Regions from separate parts of the Homo sapiens genome. Here region 1 is linked to region 2. A link is an interaction called in ENCODE POLR2A ChIA-PET data of the cell type or tissue named here. Cell type or tissue: CD4-positive, alpha-beta T cell. All regions are shown on one strand. Region 1 overlaps ABTB2 (ankyrin repeat and BTB domain containing 2). Region 2 overlaps CD44 (CD44 molecule (IN blood group)).

The links. ChIA-PET counts read pairs that join two places held together with the same protein. Peaks named below come from ENCODE experiments on the same cell type or tissue, not always from the same donor. Only the 100,000 strongest peaks of a DNase experiment are listed, where the experiment ranks them.
Region 1: POLR2A ChIA-PET joins it to region 2 with 6 read pairs; 1 of 35 experiments calls an interaction of 5 or more read pairs at or near these places.

What each region holds. Positions count from the first base shown.
Region 1 is chr11:34,248,349-34,253,348 of GRCh38, forward strand. All of the region lies in intron 1 of ABTB2 (ankyrin repeat and BTB domain containing 2), which reads right to left. Among named protein-coding and RNA genes, the nearest start is that of ABTB2, 110 kb to the right of the region's middle. RefSeq lists a silencer at 2,834-3,128. In CD4-positive, alpha-beta T cell, no CTCF peak of the experiment used is centred here; DNase peaks (open chromatin) are centred at 293 and 2,903; H3K4me3 peaks cover 1,021 bases.
Region 2 is chr11:35,145,231-35,150,230 of GRCh38, forward strand. All of the region lies in intron 1 of CD44 (CD44 molecule (IN blood group)), which reads left to right. Among named protein-coding and RNA genes, the nearest start is that of CD44, 8.6 kb to the left of the region's middle. In CD4-positive, alpha-beta T cell, no CTCF peak of the experiment used is centred here; DNase peaks (open chromatin) are centred at 251, 951, 1,641 and 3,111; H3K4me3 peaks cover 1,305 bases; H3K27ac peaks cover 4,548 bases.

The sequences.
Region 1 (5,000 bases), 900 kb before region 2:
TCCAAAAGTGCTAGGTATGAGCCACTGTACCTGGCCTCTGTTCATTTTTTAAAGGGTTAACTACCAGTTTCCTATTAAACAAACAAACAAACAAACAAAAAAAACCCTTCCTTACTACCTTTAATTATGACTTCATTTCCATTCTACATTCCTAGAAACCAGGAAGGCTATTACTGAAAGTAGGAATTTAAAAAGCAGAAAGTAAAGTGGATTACAGCCTGATCCATTTCAGGGGTGATTCTGCCTTCAGAGGAAAACCAAAGGTACTGTTTGGGCCTTTGATGTGGTCATAACACCCTCCCCTCAGCTTCCTTAAGAACGTAAAACAAGTTAATTAGTTCACAAGTGTGGTTTTCATAAGTGAACACAAACATACAACTTTTCAAAGCAGGACACATTGAGGTTGTGGGTATTTCAACTGCCAAATCTATGGGAGCAGTCACAATCTGATGTCTAGTAAATACAGGAAAACTATCACACACTGCATAAAGGCATACCACAGCCGGGCGCGGTGGCTCACGCCTGTAATCCCAGCACTTTGGGAGGCCAAGGCGGGCCGATCACCTGAGGTAGGGAATGCAAGACCAGCCTGACCAAAATGGAGAAACCCTGTTTCTACTAAAAATACAAAATTAGCCGGGCGTGGTGGCACATGCTGTAATCCCAGCTACTCAGGAGGCTGAGGCAAGAGATTCGCTTGAACCAGGGAGGCAGAGGTTGCAGTGAGCCGGGATCGTGCCATTGCACTCTAGCCTGGGCAACAAGAGCGAAACTCTGTCTCAAACAAACAAACAAAATGAAAGACACTCGCAACATGAATTTGCAAGTGGTCATGACTTGCACCCTCGTGAATGCGCAGCCTTGAGGGGAGCTGGGGTCAATGGGACCACCACTGAATCAATGACTGAAGCTCATGCCTTTAAGGACAAGCTTCAGAATCTGGCCCTGAACTGCAACTGTGGTCAGTGTAGGACGATATATGTATTAATGAAAAAGTTGGCAAGAAGTGGTGAAATAATAGCTTCACATAAAAATATCCAGAGCTGGCTGCAGGTTCTACAAAAGCAACAGCCGTAAAGTAGCTTTGACAAGAATATCCCCACCAAGGCTTCTCAAATAGTAGAAAGCACTTGGGGAATATCCTCTAGTACAATAGGGCCTAGAATGTTTACAAGAGGGCAGGCCTCCTGGCAGGTCATTTCATGACCTTCCAGAAAGGGGGAGGTCATTTGAGCTTGACCCCACTACCCCACTTGAACATCTAACTCGGAGCTTTGTCCCAGTTAAGTAAATATATGAAATGTCTTTTCTTTGTTGTTAGAGTCTTGCTCTGTTGCCGAGGCTGGAGTGCCGTGGTGTAATCACAGCTTACTGCAGCCTTGAACTCCTGGGTTCAAGTGATCCTCCTGCCACAGCTTCTGAGTGGCTGGGACTACAGATGTGCCACCATGCCTAGCTAAGTAAATATTTCTTCAGCATCCATCACTCTATAACATCAGGAGGGCTGAAGAAGCCCAGTTCACAGTCCTGTTCTCACAAAGCTTGTGGCCTGGCTGTGAAATGAGACCTTGCTGGTATAGAGTGGTCTACATGGCTCTGGCAGAATAACCCCAATGGTGCTCAGTGACTATAAAAGCATCCCTGGGGATCTGGTGACACCTTGAGCTGGTCCTGGAAGATAGAGCTGGGAAACTCAGGCAAAGATTGATAGGAGTTGGGATTCTAGGGAGGAGCCAAGGCAGAAAAGCACAAGCTGCCTTGGAACTGAAAGAACAGGGGTCTTGGAGAGCTGGGTGTTCTAAGAGCACAGAGGAGGGAAGGCTGGCAAGGTAGATGGAGGCTGAGGGTATCTAGGCATTAAGGACCTTGTATCTTCTGGCAATAAGTAGACATTGAAGGTTTCAGTGCAAGAGCAGGGGCAAATGAAGACTCCCCAGTTCTTCTTAAGGGGCCATAAGAGTCCTCTAGTACAACCAGACTGCAATCTGTAGGGCCAGGGAATCATCCCCAGCACCCATGAAGATGTCTGGCATGTAGTGCATATGCAATAAATACTTGCTCAACAAAGTGACGATAAATGTGAATCTTGAAATCTCTTCCTTCCTTGCCCAAATAGCTTAGTTTCTCATGGGAGAAAACAAGTGGAATTTATTGACATCAAATGGCAGGGTTGTGGCCAACTGCAACAATTTTTCAAACAAACCCTAGGATAAGCTTTCTGCAGAAACAGAGATAAAACTTCATCCTGAAAGAGGAGCGATGCATGTGGAAAGTGAACAGACATGGCAGAAAGACGCTTCATCATTCTAGTCTCCAGAGCAATTCCTCCCAATCCTCAGAAGCCTTCACTAAGTTTCCCTCCCTGAGAGAGAGAGCACCAACCCCAAACTTCTTTCTGCGGCTACAAATGCTCTGCTCCCTCTAATAAAGCTAAAGTTGCCATTACTGAGATCCTACCAGGTGTGTAAGGCACTTTGCAAATTACCTTCTGCCTATTTAATCCTCAGAATAACTAGGGGGGTAGAAACCATCATTGCCATTTTACATATGAGAAAACCGAGGTTCAGAGAGGTTAAGTAACTTGCCCAAGGAAGCACAGCTAGTTAAAGGCAAAGCAAGACTCACATCCAGGTCTGTCTGCCATCAAACATGTGTTTTTACCCCTATATTTACTCCTCCTTCTGATCTCTCAGGCTACACCCATGGAGTTGGCAGGTAGAAGCTGGTGGGCTAAGAGATAAATCTTCTACCCTGGCTTCTTAATAGGGGCTGGCCTGGCTGTTGTAAAGGGGAAGTAGGAGGAGCCTCTCAGAGGCAAGGAGAATGGCTCCTCCCATATTCTGTGACAACCAACACCAAAATAGAGCGGGTGAGGCTGCCCATGGGCGTGGGCTCTGCACCCTGATTTCAGAGGGCATCACTCAGCTGTGAATCATGCCTTAGTGACAGGCAAGGAGCCTGCTCAGACAGCGCTGACACTGATTCTGCTCTGGCTGAGTGACAGCCCCAGGGGAAGAGGCGGGGCTCATCTCCAAAGGGGGACCACACAGAGAAATACAGCCAGAAACACAGCTCCCGACACTGTCTCAGGCACCAGTGAAATGCTAGGGTGGCTGGCTCTGTTAAAGGGACCCTGTCCTCCTCCTTCCCCTGGGCCAACTGTTGACCGGTGTCCATGCCATGCCCAGCAGGATGTCAGCTATGCTGGGGGAAGCCGCGCACTCTCTGAGCTATAAGAGAGTACATGGAGGGTTCTTTACTTTCTCTCATTATCTGACGTGCATTTGTGTAAGACTCCTGAACTTTTTTTTATTTGCTGGGACCAGGTGCAATGCAAAAAGGTGAGTATGTTCTTCAAGTCAGAGCACTACACAGATATAAGGAATTACAGTAAAGAAAGTTAAAATGGAGTGGAGGACACAACTGTTCCTCAGGAAACAACTAAAGCAGAATGTGAGGCTATCTACAGAGACATGAGGAGTGATTCACCGCAGACTAAAAAAACAGGAGCTTGAACGATAGAAAAAGATCCAAATCATTCCTGGTATTGTTTTCCTCTTGTGCTCACTGGAAATCTGCAGCCAGTGGAGGAGACTTTCCTCACCCAGTCCCATCCTGGGAGTCACAGTGTTTAGGGCACTCAGGGATCTAAGCTGCCAAAGTCAGCCCCACCCCACTCCCATCCCCTCCACCCAGGGGCTTGCAATCCCAGGGAAGAGGAGAGTTTCATGAAAGCTGCAAAACTCACAGCAAGGCCCGGATGGTGGTTCGGAGTTCATGCTCCAGGGGTTCATGAGGCTGAGCTGAAAGGAAGTCACCTGACACAGCATGAGCCCCCACACCAGAGCTGGCCAGAGCCCCACGACTCCATGCCTGGGAAAGCCGTGGCAGGAGTGACAGCGAGGAGGCCAGATGCACGAGCCTCTTCCTGAACCATCGCATCTCCCCACTTCCTATCAGCCTTTTCTTTGGACTGGCCCCATCTCTTCCCTGGCTTGGGGCTGACTTCCCTTTAGGAATAGGTGTCTTTGGAGCATCCAGGCAGCTGATAATGACCACTGCTTAACCAGCCCTCCTCAGTCACAGGGGGAGAGTGCCATCTGGACATCATGACCTCCCCACCACCGCTGGGCATGACCCTAAGAGAAAGACTAGATTCCTAACCTGTGCTAGGGCATCTCCTGTGCCACTCCCCCAACCCTCCAACCTGCCTGAAAGAGAGGAGAGCAGGGAGAGAGAATGGGGGGAAGGGTGGGGCCAGGAGGGGGATTGGGAGACAGCCTCCTGGTCCTGGTCCAGCACCTTCCTGAGGCTTAGAAGCTCTCCTGCCCTGGGGCTCCCCTACTTCAAATAATCCTCTCCTGTCTTATTTTCCACCTTCTACTCAAACATGTTTTTATAACGTGCAACCACCAGAGACCTCCCTAACCTAGTACCAGGGCCAACTGGACTCCCAGCTGGGCCAGAGGAGGCTGGGGGACCTCCTGGGAGCTTGGACACCTGGGCCTCTCCTGCCCAACCCAGGTGGCTGTCACCTGGCCTGCACATGGCTCAGGGCCCGATTCCACCCCTCCACCCCCAGGAGGAAGAGCTGCTTTGGCAGCTGCCCTTGGTGGAGAAACCTACGTGTGCTAGCCCCTAGGTCCCCTCTTCTGTTTTCCAGCAAATCCCCATCTCCACCTGGGAAAGGCTCAGTCCAAGTGATCTCCTCAATGCTCCTCCCAGAGGATGGCAAGGCTGCTCTATGCCACACCAGAAGCCCCAGCTCCTCCAGGTGGAAAGCACAGGAGAGTCTGGGAGAATCTCCACCCCCTTCTCCCATCTCACACCCGTCCCTGGGTCACTTGCCATCTCCACAGGCCCAGAGGCCTCACCTGGGCCAGAAGACACACTAGAGGCCTGGGATTCTTCTCTCTTCTTCCTTCAGAGTGACAGGGAGCACTGTTCATGTCGGCAACTCCTGTGGCCCCTGCCCTGTTGCAGACAGACCTGCACAGCTC
Region 2 (5,000 bases):
CATTTTTGTGGGCCCAGATCCCAGTAATATTGACCCATAACTGTTGAACTGCAATGAATGTCTAGAATATAAAAGTCATGATATCTATATATATGGAAGCATGCTGTCAGTATGGGCTAAGGTGCAAATACATTTATGTGTAAGTGAGAACCATGGTGATGGCTGTGTTGCTCAGGACAGGGCTGACTTGGCTGGCTGACTGCCCACCACAGGCCTCATGTTTGGTCTACCCCAAACAGTGAGCTCACCCATCTGTTTGTTTGCGGCTTTGGTGGCTGCCTGCTGTGACCGCTGGGGACATCTGGCTAAAGACAGGGTTACTAGATAGTTGGGCTGAGAAGGGAGTGGGAGCCAGTGAGATGAGGACACCAACCCCAAATTTAAGCCTCAAAACAAAAACACTCCCCAGCAGCAGCCACCTTGGGGTTCTAGTTATTTTGGAGATACTGATACGAGGTTGAGATCCTTGGGTGAGAGGCCCACACTCCTCCAACCCCCATGTCTGCTTCTGGAAGGTGGTGGCAGAGGAGAGAAGTAGAAGTACTATATGGGAGATGCGGGAGATTCTTGCCTTCTCTGTCGGTCTCTTTGGGCAATTATCAAGCTGTCATCTGACCAGATACTACCATAGCTTCTTCGGGGGCAAATCCGTAGGGAATCCTGACATCCGACGGGGAGCCACTTTGGCAATGGCAAACGGTGTCTCCTCTCCACAGAGCTTGTGATGTCAGAAATTACCCATAACTGGGGCAGGTTTTGTCTTCCCAAAGATTGTCTGCCCAGCTAGACCTGAGAGACAGGGAGACAAACACAGAATGAGGGGGTGGGTCTTGTGGGGGTGGGGAACGATGGAAACTCACAGAGCCAGATCTCCCCGAGTTTGAGTTGCACTGGCTGCCTGGGTGTGTCCTCCTGAGGTAAGTGTCCCTGCGAAGTGCAAGTGTGGGCAGACAGATCTCAGGTGGGTGGGGAGGGACTGAGTCACCAAGGAGGTGATTTGCAAAACTCAGGTCCCAGAAACTTTCAGGTCTTCAGCTTTTAAAAGTAAAGGTTAATTGCAAAACTCCGGGGTTGAGGGAAGAGATTATTCACATAGACCAGTCATTTTGAGCATCTGCTGTTGTGGCATTGCAAGTCTCCTTCGCAGTGCCTGAAAGTTCATTTGTTTTTGAGAGCTCTTACGCTTTTTCTGTTTGCATCTTTGCACAAGTTCTATGTTTCTGAGAACCCTCACCACTATTAGTAATAATAGCAAACACTTACAGAGTGTTGACCATGTACCAGCGCCATTCTAATTGTTTCCTATATACTGCCTTGTTTAATCCAAACACTGACTTCATGAAGGTGGTGCTGTTATTATCTGTCTTTTACATATGAGGAAACTGAGGCACAGAGAATTTAAGTAGCTTGCCCAAGGCCATGCAGCTGATAAGTGATGGCGCTGGGATTCAAACTCACATCTGGCTACAGAGTTCATGCTCTTTGTCACTATGTTAGAGTGCTTCTCTTGGTATATTAAGATATCGAGGCACCCTAGAAATCCAGACGATTGTACCTGGAAGTACTGTAGTTGTTTTCAAAAACTTCATTTGGGAATCTAGTTGTGGGTGAGGTCATAACATCCACTGAGCTTTTAAACATGATGTCAGAGGAAGGGGTTAGAATTGCAAAAATGAAGGAGGAGGAAGTTGTAATGGAAACTTCTGCCAATGCATATTCTGAGTTGACTCATTCATTCTGATCTCTGAATAGAAGCTCTACTCTCTTCCATGTGATGGAAAGTTGAGGATAGGGTAGGGCTGAGAGGGATGTGAATTGAGTTGTTTGTTCATTAGGATAGGATAGGGCTGAAAGGGATGTGAATTGAGTTGTTTGTTCATTATCACTTCATTATTTGTCACCTGGATGAAAGGTAAAGGTGGCTGATTAGTGTTTCTCCATCAGCTAGAACTTTGACTGGGAAATGAGCCAATCAAATAGCAGCAAAATATTTGCCCTCACCTTACAGGCCCTTGGTTCCAGGGTCTTCTCTCCACCGGCTAGAATGGATGAGGGAGGGAGAGAAACTCTGAGAAAAGAGGCTGTCAGGAGTAGGGCTGTACATATCCAGGGCACAAGGAATTTGGCAAAAGCTGGAAGTATACTATAGCCCTTCTCTCCAGCCCTAGCCTAAACCAGATGACCAGGCTTCTATTTGGCCCAGCATGTGACCATCCCATCAGGGAGCAAGAGAGTTTCCTCTGGGTACCCCTCACTGAGAAAAAAGCCACCCAGGAAGGGAGGAGGCAAGGCCCCCTGGGAACATCTGGCTCAGTCCACAGGAAGGGATGCAGGCCTTTTCCTGGGAATGAGGACTCATCCCATATTCCAGCCCCCTTCCCCCAACTTTTTTTTTTTTCAATTTTAGTGCATCTCTTTACACTTAACAGGTCTGCAGTGACTTCTAGGAGGATCCACACACCAATCGTGGAACTAGGCAGCATCTTTTTCCACTTCCTTTCCAAGATAGTAGCACGATAACAGTAAAGCCCCTTTGCAAGTGTTCACTATTATGCACATTAAGATGCCAGGGAGAGGGCTGGGAAAGGTGGCTCACACCTGTAATCCCAGCACTTTGGGAGGCCGAGGCAGGCGGATGACCTGAGGTCGGGAGTTCGAGACCAGCCTGACCAACATGGAGAAACCCCGTCTCTACTAAAAATACAAAAAAATTAGCCGGGCATGGTGGTGCATGCCTGTAATCTCAGCTACTTGGGAGGCTGAGGCAGGAGAATCACTTGAACCCGGGAGGCAGAGGTTGCAGTGAGCCAAGATCACGCCATTGCACTCCAGCCTGGGCAACAAGAGCGAAACTCGGTCTCAAAAAAAAAAAAGGTGCCAGGGAGAAATGAACAATTCCATGCAGCCAACACCTGGTCTCCTGCGTTTGGCTTAGAAGGGCATTTCTGCCCAAGCCCCCAGCTCTAGTCTTTGCACACTTTAAATGAGTAGCTACTACATGCCAATCACAGATGTTGCCTCTGCTGAGTATCCAGTCAAAAAACCAGAATCTAACAGAGCTAACTAAGCACCATCTTGCAGGAAACCAGCTGACGTCAGCTCCGCAGCCACCAGTGAGTTACTGGGCCCACATCTGCCTGCAAGAGGGGGAGGGGAATTCAGGTAACCCACAAGAGGGGATAAAAGTTCGGGGAAGAAATCTCCTGTCAAGGAGTTTGTTTTTGCAGTGGATCCTCTGCAGTGAGACTAGTTGTCTTTACAATATCATTAGAGGTCAGGTACATTCCTGTAGACTCCCTTAAGTGACTTGCTTTCTCCTATTGTTCCCCCTGAAAATTCATAAAAACCTCACAAACACATCTCCATTTAAAAAGAGAAAGTTTAAAGGATGCCATGTAATGGTTATCTCTTTTCTTTTGCCAGTGAGCATAAAAGCTCCTTAGGGAAAAGCCCAAACCCTCTATACATTTTCATATTCATGATAGCCCTGAGCGGTCAGCACAGTTCCCCAATTATAGTGGGTGCTCAATAAACACTTGGATGGCTTACTGAATTAATAATGTTTCTAGACTTGGCTAGCAAAGCCATCTCCGTTACTTATCTTTTGTGATTTTTATAGGTTCTGTCTAATTCTTTTTCTTCATTTTTTTTCTTTCTGGTCTATACAAATCTTCTTTCATTTTTCTCTATTGCTACTTGTAGCGATCCTCAACCCGCCTCCTCCCTTGAAATTTCTGTTCTCTGCACTCTCTTCAGTCTAAAGAGATCTTTCTTGAGGTTTGAAATGTTACACAAGGCAGGGGAAGTTTAGAGCTAATTGTATTTTGTCCAGTAGAACGGGGATCTGGATTTCCTATAGGTCTGGCTGCCTCTTTGTCTACACCTTTACTTCCAAATCTGGCCTCATGTATAAAAAGACCCCAAACCTTAAAATCATGTTCTCAACAATACTCAGAGAAAAATTGTTGGCTTTTTGGTCACCATGCTAGAGGAATAAAAGGGCAGTTGTTTCTTTCGGTCAATGGTTTGAAAACCTCCCAGACTAAAAATCACCTCCATATAATCAGATGCTTGGTGTGGTGTAATGAAGATGAGGAGGTCTGGCTTTGATAAGAGTCATTTAGAAGGTATAAAGGCAGTGGAACAAGACGGGAGGACCCATACACCAGTTGATTCCCCTCTTGCCACTTAACAGCAGCGTGAGCTTGGGCAGTTGCACTTGTTAAATGTCTGGAACAATACTTAGCACGTAATTTCTAAAGCTTAATGTTTAGTTCACAGAAGGTATCCCAAGAATAGAAATGATTATTATATTTTAGCTTCTCTCTATTACTGATTCACTATGTGCTGCTAGGCAAAGTATTTCACCCCCATTTACTTCTATTTTTCCATGTGTAAAATGCGAGGGTTGGATTCTAGTTGATCTGTCAAGTCCTTTCCAGGCCTCATGTTCTATAAATTCACCACTCTGTGGGCTTACTAACACCTGAGCCTCATAAAACCTAATGGAAAGAATAACACAAAACCACCATAAGGCAGTGTCAAAAAAAATTGATGCCTGATTTGTATTAAATGTCAAAAGTGAATTATTAATCCATGCCAGAAATAAACATATGGACCCAATTACACTCTAACTCCAATGGGCAAGAGTGTTGTAGGGACAAAGTGCTTTGCCCGTAGTACTTCATAGAATCCTCTAGACCATGTGGAAGGTGAGCAGATGAAGCAGCTCTGGCCAGAGAAGTTAGGAACATGTCCCAGTCACACAACTGAAACTGCAGGAAGTCAGTCCTGGGATTAACTGCAGGATCTGAACACTGTACTCTTTATATTGTACTTTAAAAACATTGCTTCACATGGCCAGAAAAGCCAACCTCTGAAGAAGAGAAAAATTGTTCCCTTCACTCTCAGAGCTTCATGAGCACCTTGGACTTGCCAGCTTTCCTCAAGCAACCCCTGTAACTTGTTGGCACAAAATTAACCACAATATTCAGACAAAG